2 separate regions of the Homo sapiens genome follow, and region 2 is linked to region 1. The links are chromatin loops, found by intact Hi-C in ENCODE. Cell type or tissue: OCI-LY7. All regions are shown on one strand. Each heading gives the region's core, and the rest is flanking DNA. Links, peaks and the distances in the headings are about the cores only.

Evidence for each region. Peaks named below come from ENCODE experiments on the same cell type or tissue, not always from the same donor. Only the 100,000 strongest peaks of a DNase experiment are listed, where the experiment ranks them.
Region 2: a loop joins it to region 1, with 5 times the contacts of the local background. A loop is called at or near these places in 1 of 110 quality-filtered maps.

What each region holds. Positions count from the first base shown.
Region 1 is chrX:2,169,703-2,180,589 of GRCh38, reverse strand. No RefSeq gene overlaps it. Among named protein-coding and RNA genes, the nearest start is that of DHRSX, 330 kb to the left of the region's middle. In OCI-LY7, for the core only: no CTCF peak of the experiment used is centred there; DNase peaks (open chromatin) are centred at 1,369, 1,799, 5,719 and 6,077; H3K4me3 peaks cover 2,022 bases; H3K27ac peaks cover 2,995 bases.
Region 2 is chrX:2,508,820-2,519,706 of GRCh38, reverse strand. No RefSeq gene overlaps it. Among named protein-coding and RNA genes, the nearest start is that of ZBED1, 13 kb to the right of the region's middle. In OCI-LY7, for the core only: CTCF peaks have their summits at 5,276, 5,911 and 6,132; DNase peaks (open chromatin) are centred at 2,466, 2,906, 4,906, 5,376 and 2 weaker places; H3K4me3 peaks cover 3,518 bases; H3K27ac peaks cover 6,353 bases.

The DNA of each region.
Region 1 (10,887 bases), core at 1,313-9,312:
AGGCAGACATGATAGATATAGATAGACAGATGATAGATATAGGTAGATGGGCAGACAGATATAGGTAGATAGGCAGGCAGACAGATGATAGATGAGCTACATAGATGATAAGATGGATAGACAGATAATGGAGAGATGATGCATAGATAGATAGATACGTAGATGACGATAGGCAGATAGATATAGATAGGCAGACAGATAAAGGATAGATGGGCTACATAGATGATAGGTGATAGATAATAGATGATGCATAGATAGATGATGGAGAGATATATAGATGATAATAGGCAGATAGACGATAGATCGATAGATACATAGATGATGCATAGAGAGATCATGGATAGATAGCTATGTAGATAGATGATAGAGAAATAGATGGATAGATAGATAATGCATAGCTAGATAGGCAGATACGTAGGTAAATAGATAAATGGATAGACAGGTAGATGATAGATACAGGTGTAAATGCAGGTAGATGTGAGTGTGGATGTGGAATTAGACGTAGGCATACTCGCAGACATGAATATAGCCAGAGAATGTTGAGAGCCAAGAAGAAAGCTGAAGGAAGGTACCGGAGAGAAGCTTCTAGAGAGTGGTGAGAGAAGGTGAGGGAAGGGTTGACCCTGAAGCCAAAGACCCTCTTGATGAGAAGGTGAGGGCCACACGGATATGGGGGTAGTGAGAGGAGAGTATTCCAATCAGAGGGAACAGCACACACAAAGACCCCGAGGCAAGAACTGACGTAGCGATTCCAGGAGCGAGGGAGGGCACTGTGGCCGAATCCAAGAGTCACCCCTGCATGTCAGGGCCTTGGGCTGAATTTCATTCCAGGAGCCGGAGGAGGCGGAGGTGCTGGAGCAGCGGACTGACATTGCCCAGTTTGGACAGGGCATCTAAGCATCTGGGAATTGAGGGTAACACGAGGCATGAACAGTGAGGAAGGAAAGGCAAACTGTTGGGGTGCGGCTGAGAGTAGAGAGACCAGATAAAAAGGAGGGAAGGGCCGGGCGCGGTGGCTTACGCCTGTAATCCCAGCACTTTGGGAGGCCGAGGCGAGTGGATCACAAGGTCAGGATGTAGCAGGACGAGCTGCAGACAAAACCTCTCAGACACCGAGTTGCAGAAGGAAGGGCTTTATTCAGCTGGGAGCATTGGCAAGCTACTGCCTTAAAATCTGAGCTCTCCGAATGCACAATTTCTGTCCCTTTTAAGGGCTCACAACACTAAAGATTTTACATGAAAGGGTCATGATTGATTTGAGCAGGCAAGGGGTACGTGACAGGGGCTGCATGCACCTGTGGTCAGAGAGAAACAGAACGGGCAGGGAGTTTCACAGTGTTCTTCTATACGATGTCTGGAATCTATGAATAACATCGGTTTCTAAGTTATGAGTTGATTTTTAACTACTGGGTTTAGGGCCGGCAGCCCCAGGCCTGGTTTCAGGCCTGGCGCCGGGCTGCCTGTCTTTGGTTTTACTTCCTTGTTGTTTCTTCTTAAAACAGGTGCTGAGTATATAAAACAATATGAGAGGGTCTCTCTCTTCCTTCAAGGAGATCGAGACCATCCTGGCCAACATGGTGAAACCCTGTTTCTACTAAAAATACAAAAATTAGCCAGGCGGGGTGGCAGGTGCCTGTAGTCCTAGCTACTCAGGAGGCTGAGGCAGGAGAATCGCTTGAACCCAGAAGACGAAGGTTGCAGTGAGCTGAGATCGTGCCGCTGCACTCCAGCCTGGTGACAGAGAGAGACTCCATCTCAAAAAAAAAAAAAAGGGAAGTTGGTTGCTTAGGGGAGGGAACAGAAATTGGAGCCCCGTGGCTGAGTCTTTCGACCACCCTGGGGGCATCACGCATTTCTGGAGCCTCCAGGCATTTGATGATGGAGCTATACAGGATGTGTGTGTGTGTGTGTGTGTGTGTGTGTGTGTGTGTGTGTGTGTGTAGCTTCTGACCTCCCTGAAGCTGCAGGGAGTGTCTTACACACAGAGGGGCTTGTAGCCAGCTTGGCATGAGTTCAGATCCCAGTGAGATACATGATAAAATGACCAGCGCAACCTGATACCGTATCAGGTTGGGATGATTTTCTTTTCTTGTTTTCTTTTTTTTTTCTTTTAATTCTACTTTAAGTTCTGGGGTACGTGTGCAGAACGTGCAGGTTTGTTACGTAGGTATGCACGTGCCATGGTGGTTTGCTGCACCCATCAACCCATCATCTACATTAGGTATTTGTCCTAATGCTCTCCCTCCCCTAGCCTCCCACCTCCCCGGCAGGCCCTAGTGTGTGATGTTCCCCTCCCTGTGTCCATGTGTTCTCATTGTTCAACTCCCACTTATAAGTGAGAACATGCAGTGTTTGGTTTTCTCTTCCTGTGTTGGTTTCTGGAGAAGGATGGTTTCCACCTTCATCCATGTCCCTGCAAAGGACATGAACTCATCCTTTTTTATGGCTGCATAGAATTCCATGCTGTGTATGTGCCACATTTTCTTTATCCAGTCTACCATTGATGGGCATTTGGGTTGGTTCCAAAGTCTTTGCTATTGTGAACAGTGCCACAATAAACATACGTGTGCATGTGTCTTTATAGCAGCATGATTTATAATCCTTTGGGTATATACCCAGTAATGGGATGGCTGGGTCAAATGGTCTTTCTGGTTCAACGTCCTTGAGGAATCGCCACACTGTCTTCCACAATGGTTGAACTAGTTAACACTCCCACCAACAGTGTAAAAGCGTTCCTGTTTCTCCACATCCAGGCTGGGAGGATGTTCATTCACAGCTTCCACCTGAAGGACCACGTGGCCTCTCATCAACGATGTGACATCACTAGCCAGAGTTCTCGAAACGGCAACGTGCTTGTGGAGGCGTGCAACGCTGCATGAAGGAACCCACAGATGAGGACCAGTGACCTCATTTGGTAACGTGGACAGAAGGTGGCAATGACTTGAGAGGGAGGGATTCCCTCCACATCGGATAACTGAGGAGCAAAAGATGGAGGAGGAATCCAGCAGTGTAGGATGTCTGCGCCAGAAGGCAGCTTCGGAATCAGCCAGGTCAAGCGACGGTCGACAGGACCACCTAGAGAGAGAAACAAGGTTGAATCATACCTGCTATTTTCCACCTGCCTGACCCTGCACAGGTTATTAAACCACCCCATGCACCAGTTTTCCATTCTGTGCTGGGGTAACAACAAATACCCCTAAGTTATGAGAATAAAATCAGAGCAACTGCTCAAGATTGTGGTTGCCAGCCAGGCGCGGTGGCTCACGCCTGTCATCCCAGCACTTTGGGAGGCAGAGGCAGGTGGCTCACGTGAGGTCAGGAGTTCGAGACCAGCCTGACCAAGTTGGTGAAACCCTGTCTCTACTAAAAACACACAAATTAGTTGAGCGTGTTGGTGCGTGCCTGTAATCCCAGCTACTCCGGAGGCTGAGACAGGAGAATCGCTTGAACCCAGGAGGCGGAGGTTGCAGTGAGCCGAGATCTTGCCACTGCATTGCAGTCTGGGTGACAGAGCAAGACTCTGTCTCAAACACAAACAAACAAAAAAGACTGTGGTTGCCATGGTCAAATTCTAGTGGAACCTATTCTCTTTAGTGAGACAGAAGCAACAAAAGAGACTGGCTAAGTTATTTGAGATCACAGAGCTGGACTTGGGTCAACACATCCCAAGCCTTTTTGCAAAGTTCAAAGAAGCGTTGTTGCCCCAGACGACACTCTAGGAAAACAGACGCACCACTGGAGCAGAAGTCAGGAGGCAGGAGCTGCTTTGGACCAAAGATGCTGGATTGTATTGTGGTTTTGTTGAATTTCAAGAGGCCAAATGTAACCACCCAATTTGTATTATGTTACAGACATCTCACTGTGCCTCAGGGTGTCTCAGTATGCATGCATGTGTGTGTATGCATCCATATGTGTGCGTGTTGTTTGTGTGTGTTTGCATGAATTCACGCATCTGAATGCACGTGTGCACACATCACTGCATGCCTGCAAATGCATATGTGAATTTGTGTGCATGAAGGTGTGAATGTGTATGCACGATTGTGTGAATGCCTTGTGCATGCGCAAATGCGTGTTCAATGCACACATGCATGTGTGAATGTGTGCATGTGTGTGTGCACCGTGCATGCACTGTGAAAGGGTTGCATGTGTATCATGTATGTGTGTTTCTGTGCATGTGTGTACATGCATGTGTGAATATGTGTACTTGAGTGGATGCTTGTGTGTGCATGTATGAACGTGTATTCATGGGTATGAGAATGCTTCGTGCATGTGTAAATATGTGTGTGGGCTATGCATTTATTGATGTATGTGCATATGTGTGCATGCATGTGTGCCTGCGTGTGCATGAGTGTGAAAAACTGAGTGCACCTGTGCACGTGTGCAGATGCCTCATGTATGTGTGAAAATCTGCACATATATGCAGTGTGTATGTGCATGGGTGTACATACCTATGTGTGAATCGATGTGTGCAATGCATGTATACGCACGTGTGTACATGCAGGTGTGAGTGTATCTGTACATGCATGTGTATGCCTGGGTTTCAGTGGAAGCAGGGCTGCAAAGAGGAGAAACACTTAGACCCTGACACACAAGAGTTCTCATTTCGGTAGATGAGCTGGCTGTGTATGCAAAGAGGAGAATAGAGGACAAAGACAGGATCAGCATCGTAGCGCTGATGACGACAGCTCTGGACTCCTCTTGATGAGGGCTGTGGCACACATCGAGGGGAGCACTGCTGAAAACAACATAGAATGTGATTTGGACCCAGCATGCAATCTACAAAGGCCGTGCTGCCGACACGGGGCAGGATTTTGGTTGACAGGTTGGTGTTGGAGTGGAAGACCTTCTCCAAAGAGGCTTTCTTGAAATCACAAAAGGAAGGGATCCATGAAGGAGAAGCAGTGCCGAGAGGAAGGGCAGAGACCACAGAGTGCACCCGTGCACGTGTGCAAATGCCTCATGTGTGCGTGAATGCATGTGTGCGTGTGTAAAATGCACATATGCTTTTAGCTGCATGCGTGCGTGTGCAGATGCGTGTGAAAACCTGTGCACACCTGCAATGTATATGTATATGTGTATGCACGAGTGTGAATAGCCGTGTGCATGCGTGAGTGTATGTGTATGTGGATGAGCGTGGGAACCCTGAAGGGAGCCTCTCTGCAGTTTCTGGGACACAGGTTGTAGTTAACCTAGGACAAAAAGTCAGTAGAGTCCTTTATGGGCTGCTGATGAATGAGGCCTGCTACCAGGAAGGAATGGTTTTTTTGTTTTTGTTTTTGTTTTTTTTTTCCGACAGAGTCTTGCTCTGTCTCCCAGGCTGGAGTGCAGTGGGCCGATCTCAGCTCACTACAACCTCCGCTTCCCGGGTTCAAGCGATTCTCCTGCCTCAGCCTCCCGAGTAGCTGGGACGACAGGCATCCGCCACCACGCCTGGCGATTTTTTTTTTTTTTTTTTTTTTTTAGTAGAGACGGGGTTTTACCATATTGGGCAGGCTGGTCTTGAACTCCTGACCTTGTGATCCGCCCGCCTCGGCCTCCCAAAGTGCTGGGATTACAGGCGTGAGCCACCGCACCCGGCCAGGAAGGATTGTTTTGCACGCCAGGGTTTCTCTTTAGCTTATGATTTCTTCCACCAAATCTGTCCCAACCCTGCTGTGTCTGTCCCTACCAGCGGCTGCAGTGTGAGTGAATCCAGGCATGACTGCATGAACACCCAGCTTCCTGTTTGGTCACTTAGTAACCACTAGATGACGTTTACTGAGCTCTTAGCAGGCACATTCTAATCCCCGTAATTTTGTTTACTCGGTTGGAGGAGAAACATTGTCTCTTCTCCACTTTCCCAGCTGTAATGCAAACCTTAGCATACAAGAAACAGGCCGGGCGCGGTGGCTCACGCTTGTAATCCCAGCACTTTGGGAGGCCGAGGCGGGCGGATCACGAGGTCAGGAGATCGAGACCACGGTGAAACCCCGTCTCTACTAAAAATACAAAAAAAAAAAAAACAAAAAAAAAAAACCCGGCGCGGTTGGGGGCACCTGTGGTCCCAGCTACTCGGAGAGGCTGAGGCAGGAGAATGGTGTGAACCCGGGAGGCGGAGCTTGCAGTGAGCCGAGATTGCACCACTGCACTGCAGCCTGGGCGACAGAGCAAGACTCTGTCTCAATAAAAAAAAAATAAAAAAGAAACAGAAGGAGGCACGCTAAAAACTAAAAGTAGGAGGTTAAGGGAAGGGAGGAAAGAGAAAAACCAAAGGATGGGGGTGGGTTCAAACCACATTTTATGCCGCTGGATCGTGTTGTAATATTTCTACATGCTTGGGAATTACAGGCATGCATGGAATAGTATGCAACTGTGAAAAAGGAATGAGATCATGTCTTTTACAGGAATATGGATGGAGCTCGAGGCCATCACCCTTAGCAAACTAATGCAGTAACAGAAAATCAAATACTGCACTTTGTCACTTATAAGTGGGAGCTAGGCCGGGCGCGGTCACTCAGGCCTGTAATCCCAGCATTTTGGGAGGCCGAGGCAGGTGGATCACGAGGTCAGGAGTTTGAGAGCAGCTTGGCCAACATGGTGAAACCCTATCTCTACTAAAAATACAAAAATTAGCCGGGCGTGGTGGCAGGCACCTGTAATCCCAGCTACTGGGGAGGCTGAGGCAGAAGAATCATTTGAACCCGGGAGGCGGACGTTGCAGTGAGCCAAGATCACGCCATTGCACTCCAGCCTGGGCGACAGGGTGACACTCCGTCTCAAAAAAATAAAAAAATAAATAAGTGGGAGCTAAATGAGGAGAACTCATGAACACAAAGAAGGGAGCAAGAGACACCTCTACTTGAGGGTGGAGGGTGGGAGGAGGGAGAGGGGCAGAAAAGATAACTATTGGTACTGGGCTTAATACCTGGGTGATGGAATCATCTGTACAACAAACTGCGGTGACACAAATTGACCTACAACAAACCTGCACGTGTACCCCCAAACCTAAGATAAAAGTTTAAGGGAAAGAATGAAGCAAGCTAAACTTTAGACAACAATAACAGCAACAAGAAAAAGAAGTGACAGGTGTAATTACTTTCATTACTGCCTCAGCCACTTGTGGAAGCATTTTTCCGGTGTTGTGGTATTGTTACATTTTATGGACAACGTTTTTGTGACGATGGACAAACCTGAGCCCCAACACTTGAAAACAAAATTATGTTTTCAGGGCTGGGCGCGGTGGCTCACGCCTGTAATCCCAGCACTTTGGGAGGCCCACGTGGGTGAATGACAAGGTCAGGAGATTGAGACCATCCTGCCTAACGTGGTGAAACCCAGTCTCTACCAAAAATACAAAAGATTAGCCGGGCGTAATGGCTCACACCTGTAATCCCAGCACTTTGGGAGGCTGAGGTGGGCGGATCACGAGGTCAGGAGATCGAGACCATCCTGGCTAACACCGTGAAACCCAGTCTCTACTAAAAATACAAAAGATTAGTTGGGCATGGTGGCGGGTGCCTGCAGTCCCAGCTACTTGGGAGGCTGAGGCAGGAGAATGGCGTGAACCCAGGAGGCAGAGCTTGCAGTGAGCTGAGATCGCGCCACTGCCCTCCAGCCTGGGCGATAGAGTGAGACTCCATCTCAAAAAAAAAAGAAAAATTTGTTTTCAGATCAATTTTTTAAAAAAGAGCTGCCATTTATCAATGGCTTGTTATTGGCCTTAAATTTTGCTAGATACTTACACATATGATTTTACTTGATACCCGTGAACATTTTATGAGGAAAGTTTAATTTTACCCATTTTACAGATGAGAAAATGGGAATAACTGAGTTATTGGCACACGGTCACACACAACCACGGTTGACAGACCTCACGTATCACCTGTTTTTTTTTTTTTGTAAACAGTAATCCTGGTGCCATTTCTGTAATTATAAACATTAAATCAGTGCTTAGCATATTAATCTCGGCTCCCTCGGCTTCTCAAATTGCTGGAATTACAGGCATGAGCCACTGTGCCTGGCCGGTGTTTTCTTGTTAGTCTTTAAACATTCAACAGAGTACAGAGGGTATAATATGAAACTTTTGGTTTTATGTTTAACTTAAAAGGTAACTTTTGGACCATTTTAGATGCTGGAGGTCATGAACTCACAAAATATTTGTATAAAGAACAAGATAGAAAATATTTCAGGCTTTACAGAGCCCACCTAATTGGACGGTTATATACATCACCTGATTTTGTTTTTGTAAACAGTAATCATTTCTGATGCCATTTCCATAATTAACATTAAATCAGTGCTTAGTATATTAACAAAGTTGAACTTCTCAGCATTTTCTTTTTCCAATACAATCACCAAAATGCTTAACTTTTTGGAGGCAAAGATTTAACTATTGATAAAAACATTATTTTCTTTCTTTATTGAGGGATGGGATCACACTCTGTTGCCCAGGCTGGAGTGCAGTCGCACCATCATAGCCCACTGCAACCTCCATCTCCTGGGCTCAAGCCATCCTCCAGCCCCCGTAGCTAAAATTACAGGTGTGGGCCAGTATGCCCAGCTAATTTTTTACTTTTCTTAGAGGCAGAGTCTCACTATGTCGCCCAGGCTGGTCTCAAACTGCTGAACGCAAGCAATTCTCCCACCTCTGCTTCCCAAATTGCTGGAATTACAGGCATGAGCCACTGCGCCTGGCCAGTTTTTTCTTGTTAGTGTTTAAAAATTCAACACAGTACACAGGGTATAATATGAACCTTTTGGTGTTATGTTTAACTGAAAAGGTAACTTTGGGAACGTTTTAGATACTGGAGGTCGGGAACTCGCAAAATATTTGTGTAAAGGACCAGAGAAAAAATTTTTCAGGCTTGACAGAGCCCACCTCATTGGATGGAGCATGGATGGAAAGTAAACTTTCATCTTGACTGGGCCACTCACTGTATTTCTGGATCTCCTGGGTATCGCTGTGAGCTTTAACCCTGACTCATTCAGCCAGCTAGTGAGTGAAGACCGGTGTTTGATGGGAGGTCTCTGGATTCTTCCTATAGCAGGACTGCTTCTCATCGTGCAATGAGCTGGCAAGAGAGCATCATAGACCAGTGGGTCTTGATGCAAGATTGCCTTTGACTGTGTCTCTAAGGACAGGCGGAATGCAAGAAGGTGGACAGGTGGAGGAAGAATATTTCAAGCTTCTGGACGTGAAGTCACAATGAGGCACACAGTGATCACAAGATCCATTTGGCTGATCACAGGAAGATATATTTGAAATAGAAGTTGAAGCATATCAGATTGGACCCTGAACCAGGAAACTGAATTTATCCTGCAGATAATGGGGAAGTGTATTGGTCCATTCTTGCACTGCTGTAAAGAACTACCTGAGACTCGGAATTTACAAAGAAAAGAGGTTTGGGCCAGGTGCAGTGGCTCACGCCTATAATCTCAACACTTTGGGAGACTGAGGCAGGCACATCATCAGGTCAGGAGTTCAAGACCAGCCTGATCAACATGGTGAAACCTCATCTCTACTAAAAATACAAAATTAGCCAGGTGTGGTGATACATGCTGGTAACCTCAGCTACTCGGGAGGCTGAGGCTGGAGAATCACTTGAACCTGGGAAGCAGAGGTTACAGTGAGCGAGATCATGCCATTTCACTCCAGCCTGGGCAACAAGAGCGAAACTCTGTCTCAAAAAAAAAAAAAAAGGAAAAAGGAAAAGAAAAGAGGTTTTGGCCAGATTCAGTGGCTCACACCTGTAATCCCTGCACTTTGGGAGGTTAAGATGGGCGGATCATGAGGTCAGGAGTTCGAGACTAGCCTGGCCAACATGGTAAAACCTCATCTCTACTAAAAATACAAAAATTAGCTGGCTGTCAGGGTGCATGCCTGTAATCCCAGCTACTCGAGAGGCTGAGGCAGGAGAATCGCTTGAACCCAGACACAGAGGTTGCAGTGAGCTGAGATTGCACCACTGCAATCTCAGTCTGGGTGACAGAGCCAGACTCTGGACCGCCCCTGGCCACATTAAGCTAATTATTAATGACTAAAACTACTACATTCGGTAATATATCTGCAGTACATTTTCACTTCATTAATCTCAACAGAATTTTCACGTTTGGAAAATGTGTGCCACACACACACACACACACACACATCATGGCAGGTGCATTTGACAGTTTGCAGATTTCTCATAAAAGCTCTGTGCCCTACCACTGACATGGGTTGAGACCCAGCTTCCTCACTTGTTGTTGTTGAGACAGGTTCTCACTCTGTGGTCCAGGCTGGACTGCAATGGTGCGATCACAGCTCACTGCCGTCTCAGCCTCCCAGAGTCCAGGTGATCCTCCAGCCTCAGCCTCCCAAAGTGCTGGGATTACAGGTGTAAACCACCGTGCCCAGCCTTAATCTAGGTTTTGAGGCCATGTCTTTTTCTTTCTATTTCTCTTCTTTCCTTGTAATCCGTAGTCAGTTTTACTTAGGAAAGGTGGGAGGGTGGAAAAGGAAGAAGAGAAATTTGAAACCGTGTGTTCAATGGGTAAACTTTGTAAGAGTCCTTTTCAGGAAGATCGGGAGCATGTAATTTAAACATGAAATGAAAGCAGAAAACATGCACCTGACATTGTTACATTAGTGTTGCAACATTCTCGTCATCTTGCACTGAAAAATGGAAGGAAAAATGCACCAAGCAAAGTGTATTCAGTCCCCTGATGTGAAGCAAATTATCAACTCCACTGCACTTCAGCCTGGGCGACAGTGAGACTCCATGTCAAAAAAAAAAAAAAAAAAAAGGAAGAAAATGTGGTACATATATACTATGGAATACTATGCAGCCATAAAAAAGAATAAAATCATGTGCTTTGACCGGGCACGGTGGCTCACACCTGTAATCCCAGCACTTTGGGAGGCCGAGGCAGGCA
Region 2 (10,887 bases), core at 1,306-9,305, 340 kb before region 1:
TGATGATGGTGACAGTGAGGATGATGATGATGATGGTGATGACAGTGACGATGATGAAGAATGTTGTTGGTAATTACAGACTTCCTGAGCTACCAACTTGGACATCTGTACAACGATACAAATTTTGAGGAAAACTGTCAGACATTTTCTCATCAGGAAAAAATTTTCTTTCTGTATTAGTTTGTTCTCACATTGCTATAAAGAACTACCTGAGACTGGGTATTTCATAAAGAAAGGAGGTTTAATTGAGTCACAGATTCACAGGCTGTACAGTAAGCATGGCTGTGGAGGCCTCACAGTTCTGCCGGCTGTACATGCTTCTGCTCCTGGGGAGGCCTCAGCAAACTTACAGTCGTGGTGAAGGGAAAGGTGAAGCGCACACATCTTCACATGGTGGAGCAGGAGAGAGAGAGTGAAGGAGAAGGTGCCACACACTTTTAAACAACCAGATCTCCTGAGAACTCTATCACGAGGCCGGGTGCGGTGGCTCACGCCTCTAATCCCAGCACTTTGGGAGGCTGAGGCAGGGGGATCACTTGAGGTCAGGAGTTCAAGATCAGCCTGACCAACATGGTGAAACCCCATCTCTACTAAAAATAGAAAAATTAGCCAGGCTTGGTGGCAGGCGCCTGTAATCCCAGCTACTCTGGACACTGAGGCAGGAGAATCGCTTGAACCCAGGAGTCAGAGGTTTCAGTGAGTGGAGATTGTGCCATTGTACTCCAGCCTGGGCTACAAGAGCAAAACTACATCTCAAACAAACAAAATTCTATCACAAGACAGCACTGGGGGATGATGGTAAGCCATTAGAAACAACCCCTGTTATTCACCCACCTCTCACCAGGCCCCACCTCCAACACCACAGATGACAATTCAACGTGAGCTTTGGGCAGAGACACAAATCCAAACCATGTCACATTCCATATCATAGAAATAAAGAAGAGATGGAACATACATAGGATTTTTTTTTTTTTTTTGAGAAAGAGTGTCGCTCTGTCGTCACCCAAGCTGGAGTGCAGTGGCGCGATTTCTGCTCACTGCAACCTCTGCCTCTCGGGTTCAAGTGATTCTCCTGCCTCAGCCTCCTGAGTGGCTGGGACTACAGGCACCCGCCACCATGCCCAGGTAATTTTTTGTATTTTTAGTAGAGACGGGGTTTCATCATGTTAGCCTGGATGGTCTCGATCTCCTGACCTCGTGACCCACCAACCTTGGCCTCCCAAAGTGCTGGGATTACAGGCATGAGCCACCATGCCCGGCCTCACAGATAGGATATTTAAACTGGAGACCAAAATGCACCCTGAAAAATGAACGTGCGGTCATCGTTCAGACAAAAATGTTGAAAGTGAAAGCACTGAGAATGACTTTAAGACTTAGAATGTGAGAATAATGTACTCTCCCTCAGTCCTTAGAATTCCGACAGGAGCAGATCATGTCTGAGAACTTAGCCTTTTCTGGATTTCATACATGGAACATATGGGAATGTAAAGCAAAGAAAAACTGTTTTTCCATTATGATGCTTTTACAGAACATGTAGTTGAATAGACTCTATGGTGGACAAGCATGCAATGGAGAATGAAGACAGAAACCTCAGGCTGGACACAGTAGCTCATGCCTGTAATCCTAGCATTTTGGGAGGCCAAGACGGGAGGATTGCTTGAGGCCAGGTGTTTAAGACCAGCCTGGTTAACATAGCAAGACCCCATCTCGAAAGAAAGAAAGAAAAAAAAAGAAAGGAAAAGAAAAAAGAAGGAAGGGAGGGAGGGAGGGACGGAGGGAGGGAGGGAAGGGAGGGAGGGAGGGGAAGAAGAAAAAAGAATAAGAAGAAGGAGAGAAAGAACAAAGAGAAGAAAGAAAGAAAGAGAAAGAAAGAGAAAGAAAGAAAGAGAAAGAAAGGAAGGAAGAGAAAAAAAGAAAAGAAAGAGAAAGAGAGAAAGAGAAAGGAAGGAAGGAAGAAATCTGACCTTAGAAAGATACATTGGAGCTGAAACAAAAATGTAGTCATCATTAGCTGTTTAAAGTACATTTTCTTTTTTTTTTTTTTTTTTTGGGACGAAGTTTTGCTCTTGTTGCCCAGGCTGGAGTATAGTGGCGCAATCTCAGCTCACTGTAACCTCCTCCTCCTGGGTTCAAGTGATTCTCCTGCCTCAGCCTCCCGAGTAGCTGGGATGGCAGGTGCCTGCCACCATGTCTGGCTAATTTTTTGTATTTTTAGTAGAGATGGGGTTTCATCATGTTGGCCAGGCTGGTGTTGAACTCCTGACCTCAGGTGATCCACCCGCCTCGGCCTCCCAAAGTGCAGGAATTACAGGCGTGAGCCACCATGCCCAGCCTAAAGTATACTTTCAATGAAAGCACACAGACAGGTTTATGTGGGGTTTGGTGACTGCCAGCCCCTGAATCTTACGAAGCTTCCCACTCTGAAGAAAGAACAACACAGCCTGCCTTCTCTGCACCTGTTCTTATTGTCTTTCTGCTCGTTACAATGAAAGAGAATTTTAAACTGGATAACAGATTTAGAAACAGATTTCAAAGACACCATCTCTTTAATCTCCCCCCCAACACCAGACACTTCAGATATAAACATTCTATGAGTGCCCACATAGTCACTGAAACGATCACAGCTGCTTCCAAAACTAAGGATCTCAAAAGGTCAAAAACAACAAAAAAACCCTACAATGTTCATTGTCTGAAATTTGCTAAAGTAAAACTGTGCAGAACTTTGAATAAATACAGCTTCAGAAAACTGACCATCCCTTGTCTAAAGCCCAGAGTAGGAAAGACCAATCAAGCTTGAGGCTGAAAAGAAGCATTTCTTTTTTGTTTTGTTTTTGTTTTTGAGACAGGTTCTCGCTCTGTGGCTTAGGCTGGAGTGCAGTGATGCAGTCACGGCTCACTGCCATCTCCGCCTCCTGGGCTCAAATGATTCTCCCACCTCAGCTTTCAAGTAGCTGGCATCACAGATGCATGCCACCATGCCTGGCTAATTTTTTGTATTTTTGAGAGACAGAGTTTCGCCATGTTACTCAAGCTGGTCTTGAACTCCTGAGCTCAAGTGATCTTCCCACCTCGGCTTCCCAAAGTGCTGGGAATACAGGCATGAGCCACTGCACCTGGCCAGAAAGGGAAAAATTTATAATCATTTTTATCCTTCACAAGCAAAGATGGGCCATAACTAGCATGTTTTTTTGGGTTTTTTTTTTTGTTTTTTTTTTTTTGTTTTTTGAGACGGAATCTCACTCTGTCACCCAGACTGGAGTACAGTGACACGATCTTGGCTCACTGCAACCTCTGCCTCCCGGGTTCAAGAGATTCTCCTGCCTCAGCCTCCCAAGCAGCTGGGATTACAGGCGCCCACCACCATGCCTGGCTAATTTTTGTATTTTTTTTTTAGTAGAGACGGTTTTTTAGCATATTAGCCAGGCTGGTCTTGAACTCCTGACCTTGTGATCCACCCGCCTTGGCCTCCCCAAGTGCTGGGATTACACTAGCATGCTTTTTTATGCACAGGTCATGAAGTCATGTTACAATCAATGGCTTTGCATGTGCAGCTGTTATTATATCATGGTGGCATCATGGTAAAATGAGGTTTGTTTGATGGAATGAAGGACAGGGGAAAATGTCAAAGAGAACATTGCTTGTCGTCACTCATATGTGAGAGCTTAAAAAATTGAACTCACGGAGATAGAGAGTAGAATGATGGTGACTGGGGACTGGGAAGGTTAGTGGGAGGGGATGATTAAGAGAGGATGGTTCATGGGTACAAAAATACAGTTGGATAAAAGAAATACAGTCTAGTGTTTGGCCAAACCATAGGGTGACTGTATTCACAATAATTTATTGTGTATTTCAAAATAACTGAAAGAGTGGAATTGGAATGTGATTTCCACAAAGAAATTATAAATGCTTAAGGTGATGGGTACCCTAATTATCCTGATTTCATCATGACACATTCTATGCTGATATCAAAATATCACATGTGGGGTGGGTGGGGGGCAAGGGGAGAGAGAGCATTAGGACAAATACCTAATGCATACGGGGCTTAAAATCTAGATGATGGGTTGATGGGTGCAGCCAACCACAATGGCACATGTATACCTATGTAATAAACCTGCACGTTCTGCACCTGTATCCCAGAACGTAAAGTAAAAAAATATATATATGTATATGTATGTATATATATATATATCTCACATGTACCCCATAAATTTGTACAACTATTATGTATGTGTGAAAGGAAAATAAATCTCGGGATCCCAGAATCACTTAGCCAAAGGGAAAAGTCGATCTGGGAGCTGTTTTGGGCAAACCCGTCTCCCATTCTATTCTAAAATAAGATAGTTACAAAGATTTGTTTAAAAGCTACATGCTTCCCTCATAATATCCCCACAGGGAAATTCCTTGTAGACAAAGGACAGAAATAACTCATAGTTAAGGCGGGTGTGGTGGCTCACACCTGTAAATCCTAGCACTTTGGGAGGCTGAGGCAGGTGGATCAATCACCTGAGGTCAGAAGTTCGAGACCAGCCTGGCCAACATGGGGAAACCCCATCTCTACTGAACATACAAAAATTAGCCAAGCATGGTGGCAGGTGCCTGTAATCCCAGCTGCTCGAGGAGCTGAGGCAGGAGAATCGCTTGAACCCAGGGTACAGAGGTTGCAGTGAGCTGAGATCGCGCCACTGCACTCCAGCCTGGGCAACAAGAGCAAGATTCTGTCTTAAAATAAATAAAATAAATAAATAGAACTCAAAGTTATCCCTCTGCTCACGTGAGACAAATGCATACCTGATTGCTTCCTCTACCCTCTTGTTTCACTAAGCCAGACTAAGGCATAAGTGAGTATTCCTGTACATCGTGCTTTCAGTACAAGGCTAATCAGAAACTCGAAAGAAAGCAACCATTTGTCTCTTATCAGCCTATGAAATGCAGGCTCTCTCCCTGCCTCGAGTTGTGCCACCTTTCCGGACAGAACCAATGTACATCTTCCATAGACTGATTGATGTCTCATGCCTCCCTAAGATGCATAAAACCAAGCAAGCTGTGCCCCAAACACTTTGGGGACATGTTGTCAGGAGTTCCTGAGGCTGCATCTTCAAATTTGGCAAAATAAACTTTCTAAATTGATGGAGACTTGTCTCAGGTACTTTTTGGTTTTCATACGTAGAATAACTAAAAATTTTAAAAAAAGAAAAACAGAGAAGGCTGTCGGCAGCACTCCCGTCTGTCTGGGAGATCCTGACTTATTGTTTTGGAAATGATACCAGCATCAGCAGCCCCCACGCGCGATAGAGATGTGCTCAGGGACTCTGGGGGGAGCTCACAGCTGTTGCAGCTTCTATGTGCTCTACCTGACTATTTTCAGACTTCCTGTGAGTTCCTGTGGGCAAATGAGCCATCCTGGCTCCAAACAACTTCTTCTGCTTCTTTTGTGTGTGTGTGTGTCTGAGACAGGGTTTTGCTTTGTTGTCCAGGCTGCAATAGTACCATCACAGCTCAAGCCATCCTCCCACCTCAGCATCCCAAGTAGCTGGGACCACAGGTGCAGGCCACCACAGCCAGCTCATTTTTTTTTTTTTTTTTTTTTAATTTTCAGTAGACATGAGGCTTCGCTCTGTTGCTCAAGCCGGTCTTGAACTCCTGGCCTCAAGTGATCCTCTTGCCTCGGCCTCCCAAAGTGCTGGGATTATGGGTGTGAGCCACCGTGCCCAGCTGAGGCTCTGCTTCTGAAAAAACCACCTCTGGAACTCAGAGTTAGAAACAGCAAGAATCATGCACCTTCAGCATCAGAAGGAATGCCCCAAATTGGCGATGTTCTCCCTCCCTTGTTACAGAGTCCTTAAGAAACTGAGCTGGGGCCGGGTGTGGTGGTTCATGCCTGTAATTCCAGCACTTTGGGAGGCCGAGATGGGCAGATTACTTGAGGTCAGGAGTTTGAGACCAGCTTGGCCAACATGGTGAAACCCTGTCTCTACTAAAAATACAAAAATTAGCTGGGCGTGGTGGTGTGTGCCTGTAATCCTAGCTACTCAGGATGCTGAGGCAGGAGTATTGCTTGAACCCGGGAGGCAGATGAGCCAAGATTGTACTACTGCACTCTAGTGAGCCAAGATTGTACTACTGCCCTCCAGCCTGGGCAACAGAGTGAGACTCCGTGTCAAAACAAACAAACAAACAAACAAGAAACTGAACTGGTATGCAACTTCTCTAAAGTCAAATTTCAGGACAGGGGCTGGAAAGTTTCATCAGACCCACCTGTGGCAGGCCAGGTCTCACTAACAGCTGAACAGGCAGGCCTCCGTGGCAACCGTTTCAGCACTCACTGACCAGTGGAGTTACATATTAAAAGCTGAAACAACCAGTGCCCTTATACAAAGGCTGGAATGTAACAAAAGCCCACCAAGAGTTTTGCCCGGGGCTTTCCTGGGCCTTAAAGCATGAAAAGATAACGAAGGAATTCTTAACAGGACCTGTTTCAGATTAAACAAGTTTTACTGGGGTTCTGAAGGAACTCTGCAGGCCTCCACAAACAAGTTTTATTGGGGGTCTAAAGGAACTCCCCAAACCTCCATGATTTAGCAGGAGACAAGATAAGGGTAATCACCCCAGCACCTGGAACCATCTAGATTAAGTCAATTTACTGAGGCTCCAGAGGAAGGTCTTCAGGACTCAGACCTTAGTTACAGATTAGAAGAAGTGAATCACTTATGTCTTTTTTTTTTTTTTTTGAGACCTCTCGCTCTTGTCCCCCAGGCTAGAGTGCCATGGCGCAATCTCAGCTCACCGCAACCTCCGCCTCCCGGGTTCAAGTGATTCTCCTGCCTCGGCCCCCACCCCCACCCCCAAGTAGCTGGGACTACAGGTGCATGCCACCACTCCCAGCTAATTTCTGTCTTTTTAGTAGAGATGGGATTTCACTATGTTGGCCAGGTTGGTCTAGAACTCCTGACCTCAGGTGATCCGCCCATCTTGGCATACCAAAGTGCTGGGATGACAGGCGTGAGCCACCGCGCCCGGCCTCACTTATGTCTTTAGATGGATACACACTTATATGTAGACATATATTTTAGAAGATACATAAGGTCTGGAAAATTTTGTAATTTGGAGTTGGTCTGGCGATATTTTCCCAGCCTTCTCCCTGTACCCAGTTACAGAAATAAACTCTGTTCTTTCCCAATTCATCTGCGTCTCATTATGGGGCCATGACAATAAGCGGTCTGACACTCGGTTCGGTCTGGGAACACACCTGCCAGACTGGGCAGGGGGTTGTCTCTGCATATCGTTCTCATAGGTGGAAACCTGTGATTTGTATTCCTGGAAACTCCAATCTCTAAAACTCCTTGTAAACAAAACCAAAGTGAAAATAAACCTCTGCCCTGAAATAGCAGTTCCTTGATGCTTTCATGTCCTTGTGGATGAAAATCATAGTTCTGTGCCCATCAAAGCTTTGTGGGCTCGAGAGATGCAATTGTGATACTGATTAAAAATAATAATAAACATACTAATGACCATAGCATCAATCCCAACAATGAGCTGTCAGGCTTGCCCCCAAGGCATGAGGAAATGATCACCCTGAAGGTGATACAGGCAGGAGACAGGGAAATACTGGGTAGAAGAGGGTGGTTCCCCAGCAAAGGCCCCACCCTCACGCCTGGAAACCCACAGCCTGAAATGAGAACAGGCATGCCTGTATTCACACCCAAACGTTGCCTTTTGGCCCCCCACTCCCCCCATCCTGTACCCATATAAATCCCAAACCCCTGGCTCCAGGAGGAGACGAACCGAAGAGCAAAAGATTGGCAGAAAGAAGAGAAGGAGTGTCTGAATGCTGAGAGGAGTTTAGCTGGGGACGGTTGGAGAGATCGGCTGCTGGACGGCCAAACTCCAGGGGAAGACCATCTTCCCACTCCATTCCCTTTCCAGCTCCCCATCCATCCAGCTGAGAGCCACCTCCACCACTCAATAAAACCCCTGCATTCATCATCCTTCAAGTCCATGGGTGACCTGATTCTTCCAGGACACTGACAAGGACTTGGCCACCAAGGAGGCACAAGCTGTCCACAGAGAGCAAACACTCAAGTTGTCTGCGGACAGCAAAGCCAAAAGAATGCACTGTAACACACAACAACTTGGGCTTCAGGAGTTGCAGGCACCCAGCCCTTCATGCTACCATGGGGCCAGATCCCCAAAGTGTTTGCCCCGGCTTCTGCATCTGTCCGTCTGCGTGCTCTCCATCCTGTAAGGGGTTTGAGCACGCAGCGGCCAAACAGATGAGCCATACCTTTGTTGCACATACTGCCCAGATCTATCAATCAATCAATTATCATCTGGTTATTATCTATTAATATCTATTTGTCTATCCATCCATCCCATTGTATCTATCATCTATGTATTATCTATTAATATCTATCTATTGCTGGGTGCAGTGGCTTACGCCTGTAATCCCAGCACTTTGGGAGGCAGGGGCAGGTGGATCACGAGGTAAGGAATTTGAGACCAGCCTGGCCAATATGGTGAAACCCTGTCTCTACTAAAAATACAAAAATTAACAGGGCATGGTAGTGGGCACCTGTAGTCCCAGCTACTCAGGAGGCTGAGGCAGGAGAATTGCTTGAATCTGGGAGGTGGAGGCTACAGTGAGCTGAGATCATGCCACTGCACTCCGGCCTGGGTGACAGAGTGAGACTCTGTCTCAAAAAAAAAAAAAAAATCTATCTATCCATCCATCCCATTTTATCTATTATCTATGTATTATCTATTAATATCTATCCATCCCATTGTGTCTATCATCTATGTATTATCTATTAATATCTATCAATATATCTATCTATTGATCTATGTATCCATCCATCCATCCCATTGGTACTGTTTCTCTGGAGAACCCAGATTAATATAGATGCTAATAACACCTTTAATGGAACTTAACAGAGCAATGCTGTCTCCACACATTCCAGCTGGTGGATATTATTTGTGATGGAAACAGATTTGATACTTGGCACTCTAAAAATATAAAGTATCACAGGCATGTATTGTAGAACATCCTTATTGTCAAAAAGTTGCCCAAATAATTTAGAATTTTTTGATAAAAAAAGCATTGAGGGCCGGGCGCAGTGGCTCACACCTGTAATCCCAGCACTTTGGGAGGCAAAGGTGGATGGATCACCTGAGGTCAGGAGTTTGAGACCAGCCTGGCCAACATGGTGAAATGCCATCTCTACTAAAAATACAAAATTAGTTGGGCATGGTGATGGGCACCTGTAATCCCAGCTACTGGGGAGGTTGAGGCAGGAGAATCACTTGAACCCGGGAGGTGGAGGTTGCAGTGAGCTGAGATCTGCCACTGCACTCCAGCCTGGGGGACGAGAGCGAGACTCCATCTCAAAAAAGAAAAAAAAGGAAAAAAGAAAAAGCCTTGAGGATGTTTCATGCTCACAGCCAGTTGAGAACACCAGCCAAGACAGAGGCTGAGATATACATGAAATGGTATTGACTTTTCATTAACATCTTACCCTATGAATTCTGGGGATTTTTCACAATGATATTCAAAGATGTGCTCAGGGATCATTAAGGTGTGAGGAGTCTGATAATGTGAAGCATTATATAAAGCGGATGGCGGATAATTCAGCTCAGAATCTTTCAGCACTTCCCAGACATTGTATCCCAAACTCCACGGAAACCATCCACTAATGCACAGGACAACTTTTTTTTTTTTTTTTTTTTTTTTTTTTTAAGATGGAATCTCACTCTGTCGCCAGGCTGGAGTGCAGTGGCATGATCTCGGCTCACTGCAACCTCCGCTTCCCAACTTCAAGGGATTCTCCTGCCTCAGCCTCCCGAGTAGCTGAGATTGCAGGTGTCTGCCACCATGCCCGGCTAATTTTTGTAGTTCTTAGTAGAGACAGGGTTTCACTATGTTGGGCTGGCTGGTCTCAAACTCCTGACTGCAGGTGATCCACCCGCCTCAGCCTCCCAAAGTGCTGGGATTCCAGGCGCGAGCCACTGCACCCGGCCCAGAATACCTCTTTATGAGAGTTTACTCTGGGGATAACCTCTGCCTAGGCATGTACCAGTGCTCAGCCACAGGGCCCATGACTTTGAGGAATTAAACACTGAAACACAAAATAAAACATGAGACCAGGTGTGGTCGCTCATGCCTGTAATTCCAGTAGTTTGGGAAACCAAGGAGGGAGGATCCTTGAGGCCAGGACTTTGAGACCTGCCTGGGCAACATGGTGAGACTCCATCTCTATAAATTTTTTTTTTTTTTTTTTTTTTAGTTGGAGACTTGCTCTGTCGCCCAGGCTGGAGTGCAGTGGCACGATCTCAGCTCACTGCAACCTCCACCTCCCGACCTCCCTAGGTTCAAGTGATTCTTTTGCCTCAGCCTCCTCAGTAGCTGGGACTACAGGTGCATGCCACCATGCCCGACTAATTTTTGTATTTTTAGTAGAGACGGGTTTTCACCATGTTGGCCAGGCTCGTCTCGAATTCCTCAAGTGATCCACTCGCCTCAGCCTGACAAACTGCTGGGATTACAGCAAAAAAAATTTTTTTTAATTAGTCACACGTGGTGGCGTGTGCCTGTAGTACCAATGACTTGAGAGGCTGAGGCAGGAGGATCCGTTGAGCCTGGGAGATTGAGGCTGCAGTGAGCTATGACTGTGCCACTGCACTTAAGCCTGAGCAACAGAATGAGACCTCAACAGGAAGAGAGAGACACAGAGACAGAGAGAGAGAGAGAGAGAGAGAAGAGAAAGAAAAAGAAAGAGAAAGGAGAAAGAGAAACAAAGGAGAAAGAAAAAGAAAGAGAAAGAGAAGAGAAAAAGAGAGAGAAAAAGAGAAGAGTAAGGAGAAAAAAGAGAAAAGGGAAAGAAAAAGAGAAAAAGA